Regions from separate parts of the Homo sapiens genome. Here region 2 is linked to region 1. Evidence: chromatin contacts called from ENCODE Hi-C or POLR2A ChIA-PET data. All regions are on one chromosome and are shown on one strand. The core of a region is the stretch at or near the end of the contact, and the rest is flanking DNA. Distances in the headings are between cores, read along the strand shown. Region 1 overlaps PTPRG (protein tyrosine phosphatase receptor type G). Region 2 overlaps PTPRG (protein tyrosine phosphatase receptor type G).

Region 1 (6,988 bases), core at 2,653-5,152:
TGAATCTGACTTTTGGTGAGCAAAGGCATCCATTTCTGTTTCAAATAATCTTCAACCTCTATTACAAAAAAGGAACAAATAGAGGCAGTATGTGGAAACTTAGGAAGTTTAATGACAAATCTGGGCTTAAACTGGTGGGTTTTCATTACACCACAAAAATGTACATACCCGTTTTGAATGATCTTCAAAGTGTGAAAGATTATTACATACAAAAGAAAAATTGATCACATCCTGAAAAGAAGGTGGAAAATAAATATTTGCTGAATGGCTCACAGATGGATTGACAAAATGAATGAATGAATGAATGAATGAATGAATGGTCAGGACCACTGCTAAACTACCCTCAAGACAGTAAATCTAAAAATCATCGTTTTCACACACACACACACACACAATCAACTGTAGATACCAGGAAGAAGTTGCCAGAAAACTTGTTATTTGCAGTAAGAATGCGTTATATTGGGGTACAAGCATCTCTTCATCCTGCAAAACCACACGTTTATATCCTAGCAGTTCTACCTCCTGAAAAACTAAGGCTTAACTCATGGTGCTCCCCACTATGTCCTCAAGCACATTTTGAAATAAAAGCCTTTTTTTGAAGACAGGCCTACTAATAAATTTAATTATTTCTGCTATGCCACAACAAATGGAGAGAAAGCGCAGAGCTCAAGATGAACAATAATCTAAACCGTTAGATCTGATTTGTAACCTAATTTTATTCTGGTACTGGCAGAGGAACAAAATAAAACTCAAGCTGTAATAACAGGCAAGGTATGCTGTCAGCACTCTTGAGGGAATTTTTATATTTTAAGCCTGTGGGAATTTGGAAAAGGTCCATGGTACTATTTTTTCCCTTATCTGACTCGCATGGCTGATTACACCTTTAAATTAAGTCTAATAATGCATATTGTCTTTGTTAATCAGGATATGAAAGCTGAAGTTGTGTTTTGTGAAAAAGCAGATCATTTTCCAATATAGAACTCAGGCATGATGGAATGGACACTTCAATGAAATTCAGCTTTGGTCAAATGGAGGGCAAGTTACATGGCCCTAGATGCAACTAATTCATTTCCATCATCACTGTCCATTCTGGCTCTTGTTGGTTTTCTGGCCAAAGAGCAGACATATTAGTCAACTTGTCTGCTGTGTTGGTCAGATTTCTACTGCAACAATACTGTGGGACCAAAAGCAAGAGGGGAAAAAAGGATTTTGGTATTGAACAACAGTAGGCATTTATTTCTTGCTCACTGGTGTTTGGGTACACTGGGTGACTGAGAGTTAAGCAACAGGTTGGGGCCAGGAAGTTCCACCTGTGAATCTAGGACATGCTTTTCTCATGGTACCTAGCAGAACAGAGAGGCCAAGTAAAGTCATGCAAGCACATTCAAGCACTCTATTCATGGGCCTTCCATGACATTCCACTGACCAAAGAGCATCACAAAACCCAGCCCAAAGTTCAGCCAGAAGTGAGATGTCCACAGCAGGCCTAATTGGGAGGCACAGCAGAGTCACAAACTAAAGGGGCTGCTGGGCTATGACAGGGAGAAAGTGTCACATTCGAACAATCATCAGGTCTACCTCACCTGGGCTGCCACATTCACCCTAACCTGCCCTCCTGGTGACAGCCTTGCACTCCCCAACACAGGTAGGCAAGGGGGAACCCTCATTGGCTGGCAGGTAGCCAATCAGATACTCATTCTTACATCATATGATGTCACCTTGATGGTGGAACGCTAAAGTAAAAGCCCACAAAAGCAAATTCAGCTACCCTCATTACAACCCTTCTTAAGGACTGGATTCTCCATTTGTCCCGAATTACTTATAAAAAATGCCTATTCATTCTAATTAGTTTCTTTGGATCTCCATGACTTCTCTGTCAAAGGCCATTGTAGGGACAATTGCATTACACAGACAGAGCTGAGAAGAGAAATCTGTCCAAAAGAGGTAGGAGTTGGGTGGCCAAGAGTAGGGGTGGGTAGCCAGACCTGGGAACTTGTCTTCTAGCTGGGTCTGCATCATAAACACACTGCTGCCTTTATTGAGGTCATATGCCTATGGAGCAGATAAAGAGGTTTAAACAATGCTAAATAAGGTATCCCTTCGCACTGTCGTTGCTTATACAGGGCACCTAAAAAGAAATCATTCCTTTAAGCTTGTTATCTGGTTCTTGTCCATTCCTCTCTCATCCTTCCTTACCTCAGATTCTTAGGGTTTTACTGTCATCTTCCAAATCAATGATTCACTGATCAATACTTTCAGTCCTGCACTCTAATCCTAAATTACTCCTGCCCATGCATCACTTCTTCCTGGATATCCTACCTGCACCCTAAACTCATTTTTGGTCTAGAACTGAATTTGCCAGCTTTCATACAAACCTCTACCCTTTCCTCTATTCTCTGTACCAGTCGTATTGTTCTTATTTTATCCTGCACTCCCTGTAGAGTACACTTTGGCCTCCAACATGCTATTATGCTCACAGTTGCAAGTATCACTGGCTTCCTGGCCACAGACCAAAAGCCATTTAGGCTGTGCAGGCACAGCCCACTTCCAGCTACAGAGGCTCAACAGGCTAAACAGTTTCCCAGCCCCCCATTGCAGCTATAAGGTGGGCATGGCCACAATTCCAAGAACACACCTGAGGTGAAGTATGCAATGGGACTTCTGGGAAAGCTCTGCCTCCCTGATACAGGAGCTGGGGGAAAACTGTTCTGCTTAATCACCTTGAAATCAAGAGAGCACAGAGCTTCAATAGCTGTGCACCCGCTCAAAAAGCTTCCGTGGCTCTCAACTGTCAAGTGAATAAAATCTAAGCTCCTTAGTTCAGGATTCAAATGCCTTAATTATCTGGTCCACATTTATGTTTCAAGTTTATGTCTTTCTATTCCCCTTCATATTAATACAGAATAACTATATTATTTTCTTTTCAAGCTTACAACGTGCCAGATAACCTGCTAGGTACATGACATATAGTATTCACTGTCCACACTGGCCCCTATGTGGTCAGTGTTATAATACTTATTTTACAGAAATTAACAGGATCAGAACTCAAATGTAAGTTTCTCTCCATAAAGCCTCATGTTTTTCAACCCTTATTTCTTGGGTATCTTCTGTGTGTCAGACACTAGTACACCATACCACTTCCTCTTCCAGTTGGATTTTCTATCTGTCCCACTCCTTTAGGGTTATTCTTCTGGGCTCAGCTCAGAAAACTGTTTCATGGGCAATGTCTCCCCTCAAGATGCAGCAAAAAGCCATCAGTGATCACATTTTTCTCTGAAAAAAGAGTGCATCTTTATTTTCTTCTTTTAATCCTTCCTACTTCTAGTATGGTAATATAATTATACCTTACTCCAAATTTGAGGATGCAAGCTCTTGACTAAGGCAAAGTCTGCTGCTTATTCATTTTGTAACTTTCCCCCACTAACCTCCCCCACCGTGATAATAATAAGAAACAACAGTTACTGGGCCTTCACTATGTGGAAGGCAGTGAACTAACACTTTACACATTCTTTTACTTATTCTTATGATAACTCTATGGATTATATTACCCCCATTTTACAAGAAAAGAAAAAAATGTGGCAAAGTTAAGTCATCTGCTCAAGGTCACAAGCCTACTAGATAGCAAAAACAGATTAAATCCAACAGGTTCAGTAGAAATAATTTTTTAAAAATTTTAATGGTATACTACACCTCAGTTTTTATCAACAAAGATACAAAAGGTCTAAACTTTAAAGCACTTGGATCAAAAGGCCCCATTAGGAGTTGACCCAAGTTGTAAAGCCTTTTTTACTGCCAGATTTGAACAACGGGGATGGGTTTAAGAATAACCTTCACTGAGCTTCTCTGGCCAAATTCTGTGTGGGAGGGCAGGAAAGGGAGGAGTTTAATTCAGTATTATCTAGGCCAAGGGATCCGTGCCCAGTGCAACGTATGTGCCAAAGATTTTAGGCCTAAGTTGAAATCTTTGTGCGATTTTGCGAAAGGGATGGTGTGTCCTACATAATTAAATGTGCCTTTAGAGCCAGTATCATATTATGGAATTTGAATGGCTTATATTCAAAGAAATTGATTCCTGCCTGGGAAGGTTATGATGAGGTTGATAACTTCTTTTACGGGTTCCCAAACTGGACCAAGAGCCCACCTACATATGATTTATCTGGGGTGGATGAAAAAAAAATGTATAGATTTCACAGTTAAGGAATAGGGGTGAGTGCCACGTACAAAGTTCACCAGGGGTTTCTGATGAGCTGCAAGATTTGAGAGCCACTGGATTCCAGTTCACTCCACATCTTAACAGCTAACACCTTTGTAACTTCTCCACTTAAAAATAACCAAACAAAAAATCGGAGGGTTTTCTCCTAGTTTCTGGCTTTAGTTTCCAGTAACTGCAATTTTAAAAAGTTCCAGATGATGATTCTTAGGTCTCCTTCAAATGTGGTTACACACACAAAAGGTCCAATCCTAAAGAATCCACTCTCTGGATTTCAGTAATGCCTATTGAGTTTTGTTTGTATAACAATATCAGCTCCGTGCCTGGATAGGATTACACAGAGTCAGGGAGAGCAAGCACGTTCTGAGGAAAGCAGCTTGCCCTTCAATAATCTGATAAACAGGCGTTAACAGAAGCACCACAAGTACTGGATGCCCCGGTCTGCGAGCCTTTGTTGAACCATATGTCAGAGTGCTCCTAGCTCTGCAGAAGATCAAAAATATGGTTGCCCAGTTAAAAGTCATTCTCTGAGCTGCTTTGCAGGAACAAGAGGGAAAGGAAGGGCTTTGCTTATAAGAATGGAATAAATAGTCTCAATATACAATTTGACATCTGAAAGGGCAAAAAAAAATCATCCCAATACGATTCAATAATACATATTTACGTACACACACATACCCTTACATGAACACATTTATGATTCTGTTATCAAGATGGCATTTACACAAGTGTACATATGTGTATATATGTTATTTTCTAGCAGTCTTAGATTATTCCAACAACTTGAATCATTATCAGCTAAAAAATAAAGAAAAATATAAAATTCAGCTAACTACTGGAACTTGCACTGATCAAGACCTCTGTCACCAAATTGACCACAATGTTAAAATACACATCAGCTTCTACATGATGAAAGAGGAATCAAGAGGGAGTAAAAGAACAACGCACAGCTCTCAGGGTCAAAACTAAGTTCTGACAATGTCACTGGCATACCATATACGCTGGCCCAGAGACAGACCGGATGTAAACTTGAGTAATGACAAGTAACTTTAATTAAACTCTCCAACTGCTTATACGTCTGATGAACTTCAAAATGTACTTGCTCATCAAGTTAGGGTCTCTCAGAGTGGTAATCCTTTCTTATCAATCTTTGACAAACTATTAAATTTCCCATTTTTCCCCTGACCAATGGTAGAATGCCCTCTCTCCTTGTGATTTACAAGTCGTCTCAGAAATTAGAAAATGATGTACAGCTAGTGCAATTCATTTTAATAGGAATTTGAATGGCTTCTCTTTCCCTTTTTCGAAATACAATATCCTGAATTGTCCTCTCCGTCCATGTGATAAATCACTTGGGTGCAGAAAATGAAGAATTTTTAAATGGCAAGATAAAAGGCATGATTCTGTATTCTCTGTTTATGAAAGGGCTGCTCTTTGAAGTGACAAAAGCTGTGGTGCTGCTGTGTTTCCACCTGTAAAACTCCTATAAAATTTAATAGAACTTAGAGGGGTACACAAGCCACGGAGTATGAAACCTAATTTCCATCCCAGTTCATTTGATTTCCTAAAATTACATCAACAGCAAAATCAGATAGATTGTAGACACTGGTTTTATGAGGCTTCTAATAGGCAAAACTCTTATTTCAGTATTTAAAGAATAATTACCACTCTGTAATTCAGCCATGGGCCCATCGGAGCCTATTTCTGTCATCTCCTTTCATTTGCCAATAGGTATAACCAACACAGGTTTGCTAACTACCCTATCACATATTTTAGATAATTTAAGAAGAAAAAAAATGATATTCACTAAGATGCAATATAAATCCAGAAGTACAAAAATCACAAGAAAATCCACAAATCAGAAACCAAAAAGACTTAATCATTAAATTCAATTTTCCACTCACTGTATCTAAAATGAGCCACAGACCCGACAGGGCATGTGTATTCAGAACCTGGATAAGGATGATGGTGAAATGAAGTCTTTAACCCATCCATTACAACTACCTTTTGAATCATTCCAGGGAGGCTTTACCTACATGCACTTGTGTAACAGATCTACAGATTCTGTAACTTTAGAAACTCAACTTTCTTTCTCGCCAACACATTATTTCCCACAAGGTTCATTCTAAGATCATTCAATCAAGTCAGGCTTGCTATAATTGGATTCTCCCTCTCCCCCTCCCTCCACTTTAAAAGACCAAAATGATAACACTGAGTTCAGGCTAAAAATGGTATGCAAGTTTTGGAAGAGACCTAGGCACAAAAAATTATATTTAGTATATTCGATGCTTATCAATTCAACAAAAATCAGCTACAAAGGGCCTGTTCCAGAACTTTAGCAATCATCCCACCAAATTAGGTCACCATATACTAAAATCTGACAGAGGTTTGTGCTGTATTTTTCTTAAATGGCAAAGAGAGAATATGATCGAGAGCTTAATAGAAAACACAGCCCACAACATAAGAACAAAAGGTCAAGTCATATTTTGCAAACTCCAAGATTTGTAAATCCATCTCCCTGCCCCACTTCACTAACATCTACCATTCTCAAGAAATCACATTACACTAAAAAAACATGAGTTTTGCTCTAGGTAAGAATGACTAAAGGGAAATCTCCCTTCTGTCCTTCCAATCACACAGTAAATACAGCACAAGATTTAATTGCAGTTTATACCATCATACATCCCAGTGGGGTGGCTCATCTGAGAGCTGAATCAGTGACGCCCTTTAACTTAGACTCCATGACCTTCTGGGTTGTGGTAATTACCCTAACCCAGA
Region 2 (7,520 bases), core at 4,613-7,112, 120 kb before region 1:
TGAGTGCCCATCAGGTACCCAGTACAATTAATAGTTGAGAGCAAAAAAGAATAAAAAAGATCTCTGCCATCACAGATCAGCACTCTTACTGCAGAGGGGACAAAATCGTATCTCAGCATCATTTTGATTCACCACCAGGTTTTTAGGATTTTGTTACTACTTTTTAACCTGAAGTTGAAAAGAGAAATGTACCTTTCCACATAGACCCCAGCTCCACTATTTCCTACTGTCTTTTACCTTTTTGTTTTGCATATTTATGCTTTCTGAGGAACTCCAACAGACATTTGCTTTGGGGACCCCAATCACAGGATCGCAGCAGAGGCTGTGCTCAGTTTTGCTTGTCTGACCACAAATTCTCAGCCATATGGGTTTCAGACAGCCAATTTAACCATTTTGGACTTTTTAGCTAAAAGTGAAGTAGCAAGTGGGGGGTTTCATTCATTTATTCTAGCCCCAGTCTTGGTCCAGATTAGTCTTCCTCAAGGCTCTGCGGCACTGCCTGCCTCCCATGAAATACTGAGACAAGGAGAACACGAGAATGCTGCGCCTGAAAAACCCATAAGGGAAAGCCAATCAAGATCAAAGCAACTGTGAGAGAAACTGAATTGTTTCTGACCAAGATTTTGGTGGTGGTGGTTACAAGTTTTGAGTCAAAAGACATGGGTTCAAAACCCACCTTTTGCCCTTACTGTGCAATTCTGCCAAGTGTCATGACCTCTCTGGGCTTCCATGCCCTCAGCTGTGAAGTGAGAATATAATGCACTACAATGCTAGCTTGAAGACTTGCTGTGATAATGCAAATGAAAGCATGAAAACAGCGCCTTGCACACAGTAAGAACTCAGCAAGTGACCGTATTAGAGGTTTTTATATTCGACCCTTTTAAAGGCTAGTGTCAAAGGTACTTGGTCAGCTCATGTGGGGAAGCTTATAATATATTTAAGTATTCATAGTCTCCTACATGTTCCCCCTGGCTAAGACGCCTGAGGCTGCTAGAAATAATCACACTATTTGTGATCCTATGTTTATGCAACAGAAATGAAATGGAATTTTATGGTCTGTTGTGTTCAACACCGATGCCCACATTGGGATAATTCCATGCAGTGCTGCATTACAAGAATCTATGTAATATCCAATCCAAAGATGCAGCTCTCAGGTCACAAAGCTTTACCAAACCATTGGCTTCAGAAAGGAGCTAGTTGGTCCCACACCTGCAGACCCCATCTGACACACACTTAGTGGTAGATATATAATTGACCTGGAGAGTAAATCTAAGCTAATTCATTTTTTAAAAGCAAACAGATTTTGGCAGGGGAAAATATTGTTAGCAAAAAACATGTTTTAAATAGTAAAAAAATAAAAAATGAAAATACAAATGATGAATGTCATGAGTACAATAAAGGTTGACCATTCCTAAGAAAGGAAGACAACATAGAAGAGCAATGTTTCAACCAGAAGCTTCAAAAACTTTAGGACCAAAGGTCTGGCTTTGGAGCTAAGAACAGAAACACGATTTTGTTATTAAACATGAGAGTTTGTCATAACATCCACTCAACAAATAACATGGATCAGACAATGAAAAATGATAATATGGTCATCATCCTTGAATGAATCTCCTGGTGTTTTTGTTTTTGTTTTTGTTTTGAGGGGAATGGAGGTGGTTGGATATTCTTTGAAGCCACCAGAAAGTAAACAACATAGACTCAGTTGTGCGTTTGATCATGTTAGATCATAAACTTAAATTAGTAAAGTCAAGGTTAGAAGAGGGTGGGAAGGCAGCTCTAAGAGGACACGGGGTCTTGACTTGTGTAAGAGCAGTAACCCATTTGGGCCCGGGACACACAGTCCCTCGCCAGCAGATCCAGTGAGGTTAGCTTAGCTCCGGAGGCAGCACGGGTAACGTGGCCATGACTTAGTAAGGGAAGAATCAAAAAAGACTGTGGACATACCACTACCACACATGAAACAGAAGAGCAGTGTGTCTGTGCCAACATTATTCTATTTACCAAATATCATCAAGCAGGATTCCAGAAAAACGGCAGCAAAGTAACTTGGAGTTAGCCACAACAAGTAATAAACCTTTAAGCAGAACTGTTGAGGGTGAAAATGCGCTCAACATCGCAAAACCTTCCAGAGCCTTCCAGGCACAGGTAGCACAGAACAAGAATGCAAATCAGAACAGAGCAAAGTGGCCCAGCAGTGAGTGCTGCAGAAGCAAAATGAGCAAAAGCAAACAGAGAAGATCAGGTTGGGGAGGCTGCAGGAACCACAGCACATGGCCCACGGGCAGGAAGGAGCTTTGGGCCCTTCTAAGCAATGAATTAGGCGCTGCACTCTGTCACCCAGGCTGGACTGCAGTGGCGTGATCTCAGCTCACTGCAACCTCTGCCTCCCAGGTTCAAGTGATTCTTCTGCTTCCCGAGTAGCTGGGACTACAGGTGCGCCACCATGCCCGGCTAATTTCTGTATTTTGTATTTTTTAGTAGAGATGGGGTTTCACCATATTGGCCAGGCTGGTCTCGAACTCCTGACCTCGTGATGATCCACCGGCCTCGGCCTCCCAAAGTGCTAGGATTACAAGCATGAGCCACTGCGCCTGGCCGCACTGCCTTCTTTTACGTGCTCTCCTTTACAGTGGTTCGACAGCATAATTACCTATATTATTTCTCTAACTATAATTGTAATTTTGGAACACCCATAGAGGATGCCACAATGACGCTTGACTCCACAAAAAAGAACAACTGTACATCCAGAGCTTTAAGTTCTTGGGCTTTCACACTCTTTTCCTGTATTTTCCATCCTTTCCTCCTTGTAATTTGTCTTTAACTGGCAGATGAAGAAAACAGTTGTTCACAGTAACTCAAAAGTAAGACGCAACACATAAGATGCAGGTCTACATCCCAAAAGGAATGGAAGTGATAATCTGTGTGCTGGGAGCCCCTCATCACACTGCTGAGAAGACAGGGGGAGACGGAACTCTGACCTCCAGGGAATCACTGACATTCTTCCACGTGGAATTGTTGGAATAAACTCGTTGGTGTCCCTGGGTCAAGATACCTTTCAAAGTCACCCTTGAGGGTATGAAGCCACACAAAATACAAAAAATAATTTATATAAATACAAATCTTTTATATTCAAATCTTCCTAAAAACACACACAGCTGAAACAGGCAAGATGGCTGTCACCATCAAATTTTATATGTACAGCTGTATTTATAGATACAGTGTAGGTAGCTCCATCTTTATCTTTCTCTATAAATACTTATACTGGCAATTGTCAACCAGATCTTAGAGAATTTAAAAGCAATTTGTAGGAGTAAAAAGCAAAAAAAAAAAAAAATACCGCATTATCTGTTATTCTACCATTAAGTATGTCAATATCCTAGTATCCAGGGCAAGAAAGAGCATTACTAATAGTTTTAATTAAAACAAGATATTTCATTACTGACAATTCAATGTCCTTTATTTAGTCTAAACTGTTATCCACGACTCTCTGTGCATATGGTACAAATGAAATAAAGGAAGAAAATAAAAATCTTAATCAACTGCACATGTGAAAGCCTTAATGCAGCTCAAGGTCAAAAGGCTGACACGTTAGAAAGAACCCACTGCTCGCTCTTGCTCCTGAATCACTGCAGCCCATAGGGCTAGAGCGGTAGACATCTACACCGACTCTGAAGTGTGATGCCGACACGACGGCTCATAAACAACCTGTGCTCATTTTTCAAATGCACTCTATTCATCTCAGGTCACAGCTAAATGAGTTTAACAATTTAATTCATCACTTCTTTGGGCAGTAATCCACAATGAAAAACTCACATCCAAAGGACGGTTAGGTGCAATGCATGAACTTTGCTCAAAGGAAGCCCATTATGAAAAGCATATAGAACTAGAATGGGCTACTCAACTAAATGTTGAGTTTCAGTTGAGAAATGGAACTTTAGGACTAAATACGGGGTCACTTGAAAATCACTGGATTAAAAGAGAATGCCACTAAAGAAACGCTCGATCTGGTAAAAAGCAAAAGTATTTTTTTTTTCAAATTTAAACATAATTCTTCAGTAGCTAAAAATTTTATAATGTGAAATAGCACCTCGGTATTCATTCCCAGAGAGAGAACAACCTCTAGGAAAAATGTGGCTCAGAAGTCTCACATCTGTTATTTTAAAAAAGAAGGCTTTATGCATGTGTTAAATGGCTGACACATTTTTGACATGTTTTTGGTGATGTTAAATGTCACTTTAAATACCAAAACCTCAGGGCTGGGTATTTATTAAAGCATTTGGTTTTGGTTATGCCACTCTAGGGTTTCTCATTTGGGGCCAAAGACTCCTTTGCTGTGGGGGTTGTCCTTGTGCATTGTAGGATGTTCAGTGGCATCCCCGGCCTCTACTCGCTAGACTGCCAATAGCAACATCCTTCCCGTTGTGACAACCACACATGTCTCCATCCACTGCCAAATGTCCCCAGGAGTAGGGGAAGAGAAAAATCACCTTTAGTTGAGAACCACTGTATGACTCCAATCAACTGTTTTATAGTGAAATATTTTATTACATCTATAGACTGTCACAATACATCTGATACCTTTCTATAAATATATATCAACCCTGAAAAGAGATAAGACATTTTCATCCCCCTTATCTCCAGTATCTCTAGAAAATATATTTAAACTTTTAAAACAGAAGTAAAAACTGAAATGAAAAAAAAATCAAACCAGTGTTTTTGTCTTCTTAAAAGCATAGTATCACACTATAAAAGCTTTTGTTTTAGGGAGAATCCCAAATAGCATCCTATAATTTAAATGCTCATAAACTTCAGCAACATGTTCCAGAAAATACTGGCCCCATCCATGAAATCTGAATAAATACCCTCCTCATGCAGTCTGACAATTGCTATGACTTTTTCTTTCAGTAAATTCAAGCAATTTCATTTTTCAAGTAGAAAGTAGGGGATTAAAAAAATGGACTCAGGCAAAATAAGTCTGGTTTGGAAAATGTGATAGGGTTTCATTCCAATTCACTTAAGCTAGAAAACTGTCACATTCTAAGGTCTGTGTGGTTAACAAATATGGGGTCGCATTATTCTGCAGGAGAGACTAGGCATGCTGTATTTCACACTTACAAGGTTTCTTGGGCATGTTCCCAACTCATAAGAAGGAGAAAGAAACAAGGTATGAGCAACCAGAGGGAGCTTGAAGGCCACTCAACTCTCGGCTTCATCCTCCCTCTGACAGACAACATGACTGTGTGTGAGTCTCCTAACCTCCGGCCTCATACCCCTTATAGCAGAAGAGAAATAGTGCATAATCCATCATCAGGCTAATTTATCTTCTACCACAACTTTACAAAAAACTCTCATTCAGATTCAGCTAGGTGACCGGTACAGGAAAATCACCTGAGTTACAGATGGCTTTCTGACCACCGCCAACCACCTTCCTGCCCCATCCCTCTTTGAACGCACGTATACCTCACCTGGAAAGGGGGGAAAATGTCCACCTTTACCAATCAAACAATGATGAAATCTTTACAGAGGAACTGTATCTTCAGCTTCTATTCAACATCAAATGACTGCTGCATAAAGAAGATAATCCTATTCATAAAGCATAGAAATGACACAACTTTCAAGGAGGCCTCAATTTTATAAAGCAGCAACATCCTGTAGTGAGCTTTTAACCCTTGCAGACAAACCACACCAAACATAGCTCCAGGGTTATTCTGTCCTGGTTCTACTTAAAAGGGATCATTTTGCAGACTCACACGGTTAGCAGCAAACCACAGCCCAAATGAAATCATGCACTTCTCAAAACTCAGCCAGCAAGTCCGCATAAATGGGATAGAGGCTTCTGGCCCACACTCATGGCCAAGTTCATCCTGTTTCCATAGTACAGGATATAACAATTCTCAAAACAGCCAAGTGGGAGAGCTGCCCAACTGGCAGGGACCATCTCCAATAGGCCTCTCTCCACAGTTAACTCAAAACAGCACACCAGTTAATGAAATTCAAGGGACATTTGAGAGCTCGGCCTCCAAATGTCACACAAAGAAGACTGCAAGCACAGAGCTGTTGTCCAAGACCTGAAGATATACCATGAAACCAACCACATTTCCATTTAGCCAGGGATTTATTTCCCAGGGAAGCCCTCAGTGTTTTGTGGAGAATATATAGCTGGGAGGAAAAAAAAGTTCTTTATGCTTAGTAAGCTAATGTGCCTACCGATGGAAAAGATCAAATGAACAGAACAAAAATAGAAGCGGATTCTGAAATGGAATTTGGTTGCTTAACTCTGGAGTTTCCTGAATTCAGAAATAGAATCCAGACACTTGACAGTCATATGTACTCATGCAGTTGCACATCATGAACGATGGCAAATGATTTTCAAAATAAAGACAAGAAATGTCCTGTCATCTGCATGCACTACATTACAGGTAGAAAAGGACAACATGTACAGATTTTTTTTTTCTTCCCCCCGAACTGTTTTTTTCGTTTTTGTTTTAATTTCAACCTCCTAACACTATGAACACTGTCAGAACTTGCTGGAGGCAAAAAGGAGTAAAGAGGATCCTCTAAATAATTATGGTCCACTATGAACACTAAACACCATAAAATGTACTAAGATGTGGATTAAATCTGAGATATCACTACAAACTGGAATTATAATGGCATTTATATGAATGGGAGTCAAGGCTGGGCTACCATATTAATCTGTTCTTGCACTGATATAAAAAAATACCTTATGATGTTAGTGGAAGGAAGGAAGGAAGGAAGGAAGGAGGGAGGGAGGGAGGGAGGGAGGGAGGGAAGGGGAAGAAAGGAGGACTGAGACTGAGTAATTTATGAAGAAAAGAGGTTTAATTGGCTCACAGTTCTGCAGCCTGTACAGGATGCATGGTATTGCAACCTACTTGGCTTCTGGGAAGGCCTCAGTAAACTTACAATCATGGAGGAAGGTGAAGGAGAGGCACACGTATCACATGGCTGGAGTAGGAGCAAGAGAGAGGAGGGGGAGGTGCTACACACTTTTAGACAACTGGATCTCACTGTCACAAGAACAGCACCAAGGGGATGGTGCTAAACCATTCATGAAAAGCCACCCCCATGAACCAATCACCTCTCACCAGGACCCAACTCCAACACTGGGTACTACAACTGAACATGAGATCTGGGGGGAGACACAGATCCGAACCATATCAGCTACCAACCACTCAAGCTACTCTTTCTCCAAGTTTATTTCCATGGATTTCCTTAAAATAGCCCTCCATTACCTCTCCAGATCAGCATGTCTAAAACTTTACTGTGTCTGTGAATGACCTGCAGATCTTGCTAAAATGCGGTTTCTATTCTGATATAGTAGTTACAGGAAGGGTCTGAGGTTCTGCCATTCTAACAAGCTGGCAGGTGACGCTGGTGCTGCTGGTCAGAGAACCAGGCTAGGAATAGCCAGGAGCTCGAGTTCCTATGGAAACACTGCTGGTTACCTCATCAACAGGGATTTTGTTGGAACAGTAATGTATTCATCCCAAGGA

Evidence for each region. Hi-C counts contacts between places; a loop is a spot of excess contacts on that map. ChIA-PET counts read pairs that join two places held with the same protein, here RNA polymerase II (POLR2A). Pooled maps may share reads with other maps.
Region 2: a loop to region 1 is called in a map of posterior vena cava, with 5 times the contacts of the local background. The contact joins two enhancer-like sites. A Hi-C loop is called at or near these places in 1 of 168 maps with a recorded cell type or tissue (posterior vena cava) and 4 of 50 pooled maps. POLR2A ChIA-PET finds 5 or more read pairs at or near these places in 2 of 52 experiments (T-cell and WTC11).

What each region holds. Positions count from the first base shown.
Region 1 is chr3:61,805,610-61,812,597 of GRCh38, reverse strand. The region is part of intron 2 of PTPRG (protein tyrosine phosphatase receptor type G); the gene reads right to left. Among named protein-coding and RNA genes, the nearest start is that of PTPRG, 250 kb to the right of the region's middle. Within about 2 kb of position 3,902, at least 13 of the 41 ENCODE cell types and tissues checked have a DNase peak (open chromatin) inside an H3K27ac peak, as active enhancers do.
Region 2 is chr3:61,925,858-61,933,377 of GRCh38, reverse strand. All of the region lies in intron 2 of PTPRG (protein tyrosine phosphatase receptor type G), which reads right to left. Among named protein-coding and RNA genes, the nearest start is that of PTPRG, 370 kb to the right of the region's middle. Within about 2 kb of position 5,862, at least 17 of the 41 ENCODE cell types and tissues checked have a DNase peak (open chromatin) inside an H3K27ac peak, as active enhancers do.